Linked DNA regions of Mus musculus: region 1 is linked to region 2. A link is a loop called in an ENCODE intact Hi-C map of the cell type or tissue named here. Cell type or tissue: left cerebral cortex. All regions are shown on one strand.

Evidence for each region. Hi-C counts contacts between places; a loop is a spot of excess contacts. Peaks named below come from ENCODE experiments on the same cell type or tissue, not always from the same donor. Only the 100,000 strongest peaks of a DNase experiment are listed, where the experiment ranks them.
Region 1: it touches region 2 in a loop (4-fold over the local background); 4 of 42 quality-filtered maps call a loop at or near these places.

Annotation. Positions count from the first base shown.
Region 1 is chr11:121,288,541-121,291,040 of GRCm38, forward strand. Foxk2 (forkhead box K2) reads left to right here. Exons shown (of 9, transcript NM_001080932.3): 4 at 2,204-2,350. Among named protein-coding and RNA genes, the nearest start is that of Foxk2, 30 kb to the left of the region's middle. In left cerebral cortex, a CTCF peak has its summit at 1,544 (motif pointing left); a DNase peak (open chromatin) is centred at 1,444.
Region 2 is chr11:121,234,278-121,236,777 of GRCm38, forward strand. No RefSeq gene overlaps it. Among named protein-coding and RNA genes, the nearest start is that of Narf, 1.7 kb to the right of the region's middle. In left cerebral cortex, CTCF peaks have their summits at 1,407 and 2,458 (motif pointing right); DNase peaks (open chromatin) are centred at 1,407 and 2,494; H3K4me3 peaks cover 537 bases; H3K27ac peaks cover 775 bases.

The DNA of each region.
Region 1 (2,500 bases), 54 kb after region 2:
TGTGCATCCTTGTGGATTTGATTCTCATGTCATTCTGAGTGTGACATAGGCATCAGGATTTGTAGTGCATTTTTAAAAAATTATTCAACACATTTGTGAGGCTCCCTGGGCAACTGTAGACTACGTGAACTTGCTAGTGACACAGAAGGGAGTTGCTGTGGTGTTAAGTGAGAAAAAGCATAATCGGTATATATTGCTACTTTCGCCTTATCATTATAAATGTGACATACTCACAAAGAACACAAAAGAGCCATGGAGTGAGCAGAACATAGCGATGTTCCTGCACACACAGCGGCAGGCTTAGGTGCAGGCTTGAAGCGTTGCAGTAGAAATATGATGGCTATAATACCAGAACCGAGAGTGGTCTGTGAGCAGCTGTGCAGACTCAGGGCCTGGCAGCAGCTGCAAAGTTTGCTTTACACGTATGGTGATATTCTGACCATTTTCTATGTTAAATTATTTAAGGAATAAAATGGTAGCATACACCTTTAATTTCAGCATTTAGGAGGGAGAGCCAGGAGGATCTCTGAGTTCAAGGCCATCTTGGTCTACATAACAAGTTTCAGTTTTTATTGGAGGCATATAGTGAGACATTGTTTCTAAAAGTGTGAGGACAGTGTTTTTTAAAGGCCAGCTTAGCAGATAAAGGCGGATGATCTAAAGTTTGATTCCTAGGGTCCACATAGCAGGAGAGGAGAATTGACTCCTAGAACAAATAAATAACATCCTTAGAAACATGTAAGAAAAAAGTGCTAGGAAATACGTTGACCTTCTGAGCAGGGATGGAGGCTTAAGGCTCCAAGTCACATGGTGGGTGCAAGGAGAGCTGCTTAGCCACTGGGGGCTCAGACTTGGGTTCTCTTCCTAGAACTTGGTGTCTTCCTGTGGGTGCTGAGGCAGAGCCTTTGTGGCCTGAGGGATAGCAAATAAGTGCTAGGAAAATGTCAGCCATTTAAGGTGGGCCATGGGGGTCTTCTGGATGCTGACTGTAGTGGGGTGTTAAGGTTTTCTATTGAGAGAATTGAAAAACATGTCTGCACCATCAGCTTCTGTCTGAGCTGTCATCAGCGCTCTTCCTTTATGCCCTCTGATTTTTCCCTTATCCCTAAGTGCATCTCTACTGAGATGGGATTCAGTGTCTTACTCTGTAGGCTGACCTTAACTCAATGTGTAGCACTAATGGTTTGCTTTAAAAACTGTAAATTCTAAAAATACAAGGCCGGGTTGGGGAAGAGTCTGGAGACATGGCTTAGCAGTTAAGAATACAAACTGCTGCTCTTCCAGAGGACCTGGGTTTAAATCTCAGCCCCCACATGGGACTAACAACTGTAACTCCAGTTCTAAGGGAGCTGCGCTCTCTTTTCTGTCCTACACGACATTACACGCACATGCTGAATAGACATCCATTCAGGTATCACACCTACACACTAAGTACATAAGTTGCATACTTTATGAGCAGTATACATCCTTACAGTGATGGTGATGAAGCCCAGGAGGCCTTATGCTGAGTGTGCTTTGAATAAGTGGCATTATTTGAATGTGCTGCCCTCTAGAGTGCTTCTTTTCATTTACATTGTTTTGATATTTCCCAGTGCTGGTATGCATTTTCTAGAAGTTCATACAGAAACTAGGCTCCTACATAGACATGTCCTCATATGCAGAAGCTTGGCAGTAGATGGGCATTTGGACAGTCCTACCTCAAGTGCTCTTGTGACTTCTGATGTGTGGAAAGATCCCTGTTAGAACCACCGTTGTGCTGTGCTTGCTCCCAGTCATACTTGGCCATGCCCCTTCCCTTCTGTGTCACAGGGCCCTCCCTTCCTGACTTGTACTGCTCTGGGCTCCCTGAAGCCCAGTGGCTTTGCTTATCTTTATTGTTTTGTTCTTATCATTTAAATTTTCTCCTTATGTGATTTGTTTGTTTGTTTTGTTTGTTTGATACAGTTTTTCTAAGTAGCACTCCTAGCTGTCCTGGAACTCTCCTTGTAGACCAGGCTGTCCTCAAAGTCAAAGAGATCTGCCTGCCTTTGCCTCTAGAGTGTTGGCCCCTTATGTGATTTTTAATCTTTCTATATATATTACAAATTTCCAACTAACTTTTCTCAACGTTTCCCATTATCTTACTTTTATAATAAAAACGCTGTTGGAAGAACACATAAAGAATCTCTTGAATCTTAGGTGCTTTTTTTTTTTTCTAACACAGGATGACTCAAAGCCACCTTACTCCTATGCACAGTTGATAGTACAAGCAATTACAATGGCTCCTGATAAACAACTTACCCTAAATGGGATTTATACACACATCACTAAAAACTATCCATACTACAGGACTGCGGACAAGGGCTGGCAGGTAAGTCCGTTTCAGCTTGCTGTAGGTGCTGCCTTTTCTAACTGGGATGTACACTAGAGAGGTCATTAAGAAGGGAGTCTCCACCGAGAGCGGAGGCCTGACAGTGTCCTGCTCTTTGGTAGAGAAGGAGCAGCAGTTCTGGAGAAAATG
Region 2 (2,500 bases):
TGTCTCCAAAGCGCTTGGATAAAAGAAGTGCAAAACCATAGCTGGCCTTTGATTTTATTTTGTGTGTGTAAATGTTTTTCCTGTGTGTAGTATGTGTACCACATGTATGTCTGGTGCTCACAGAGGTCAAAAGAGTGCGTCGCTGCCAGCCAGTCATGGTGCACGCCTTTAATCCCAGCACCTGGGAGGCAGAGTCAGGTGGATCCCAGATTTCAAGGCCAGGCTGGTCTACAGAGTGAGTTCCAGGACAGCCAGGTTACACACAGAAACCCTGTCTCAAAACCAAACCAAACCAAAACAAAACAAATCCCCCAAAACCAAAAGAACAACAAAAACCAAGCAGGGTGTCACATACCCTGGAGACAGGAGTTAATGGAAATGTTGGGAACCAATACACAGAATCAGGAATCAACCCAGGTCCTCCGCAATGGCAAATGCTCTAAACTGCTAAGCCATTCCTCCAGCCTCAAGAGACTCCATCTTAATAAAACTCCACAAGTTGGGTGTGGACGTTAATGTTTGGTTACTGCTTCTAAGCATTAAGGTGTGGGTCATAGTGTCTGACTGGCTTCCAGCAGGATAACCAAATCAGATATAATATGTCATTGAACATTTGTAGACTCTTAAGTGTAAGAGTAATCTTTACACAGCTCTCCGCAGTAGTGAAGGGTACTTGATATCAAGTTATTTCTACCAGAATTTTGAGAATAAAAACAGTTTTAGCTATATAAGCGTGCAGAACAAAAAGAATGTGTTGACAGTTCATATGAGTGTAGCTCAAAGAATGTAGAAACAAAAGAAACTCCCCAACTAGACAACTAGACAGTCTTATGATTCCTGTCTTCCCTTCTCTAGTCTTGCCTAACCTTGCAGTTAGTAATCAAGAGGATCAGCAAAATGGCTGAGCTCCTAGAGTTGGTTCTGAGTTTGATCCTTGGAACCAGGATGGTAGGAGAGAACCAACATCTGTATGTGTGCAAGTATATACACAAATGCACACACATACACATATACATATATATTTTTTCCATGTACATGGGAAAATTGCATGAAACAGGAGAGAGGAAGAGAACCAGAAGATAGCTGTGAGACAGAACAGGTTTTGGTTCTGGTGATAGGACCTGGAGCTCCTCGGGCGACTGCCCGTACTCCCGACATCACTGAGAATAATTTTAGTGAACTGAAAGTAAGGTAAACTCACAATGATGTTAACATTTTTATTTCTTTATGTTGTGTGTGCGCACATCCATAGTAGCAAGTGGAGGAGAGGACACCTTGCAGGGGTTTACCTTGCTTTACCTACTAAACCGTTTCACTGGGCCCTAAATTCATATTTCTTTTTGTTTTATGAGCGTTTTGGCAGCATGTGAGCAAATGCACTGTGTGTCTGTTGCCTCCGGTGGCCAGAAGAGGCGCTAGATCCCTCGAGTTGGAGCCCGGGAAGTTTCTAGCCAGTCAGTCACAGGTGCTAAGAACCAACTTTGATCCTCTGAAAGAAAGGCAGTGCTCTTAGCCATCATCTCCCTAGCCCCCTTATATTTCTAATGATATGTTTAAACTCAGCTTTTAGAAGGCACTGAAAAACAAACTCCATTTAACAAGCTAATTCAGAGAATTTAGGGCTGGGGATGTGACAGCCAGCTGTAACTTGGGGGCACTGTTACTGCTGGTCCAGAAACAGGCTGCTCTCAGTTATTAGAGACACTTCCCTCGGTAAACCATTATCCTATAATCTCATTCTATTATTGACATTCCAGGTCAAAGGTCAGTGGCCTTTAAGGGATGCCTGGTACTATAGTAAGTTTCTTTAGCTGTCCCAGGGGAGTTATATGTACATTATTACACAGGACGATTCTCTTGCCCAGCTGTGGATTCCATAGATAAGGTACATCTTTTGTATATTATGTAACTTGCCCTATTCTGTAGGTGGTGTGCAGCTATGATATCTACTTTATAAAGCTTTCCTTTAGCCTTCTTCCAGCATGCTGTTTGGCTCTAAAGCCGCTGTCCTTCAGGTAGGAGTAAGAATGCACTTATTTAATTTAAATTTGAATTGAGTCTGTCTTTGGTCTTTCCCAGGGGATTGGAACACAACAAAAGAATAATGCATTTAATCTGCCTTGGAGACAGGTCTCACTGTGTAGCAGTATAGGGCAGTGTTGGCTTTAATTTTATCATTTTCCTGCCTCAGCCTCCTGAGTGTTGGGTAATTGCCAATAGGCCTGCTCATCCTACCTGTCATTTTGTTTGTAGACAGGTACATGTGTAGTACTGGCCGTCCTGGAACTCAGAGATCTGCCTTGCTCTGTCTCCTGGGTTCTGGGACTAAAGGCATGCGCTAACTCGCCAAGATTCAAGGTCAGCCTACTTTGAATCTACACGCCAGACTCAGCAGCATTGCCCATAAAGCAAAGCAAGCCTGCTGCGCATGTGCACTTGTGCCGCACCGGCCTACGTGAGGCTTCGCTGGCTGGTCATGGCGGCGGTAGAGGGCGGCGCC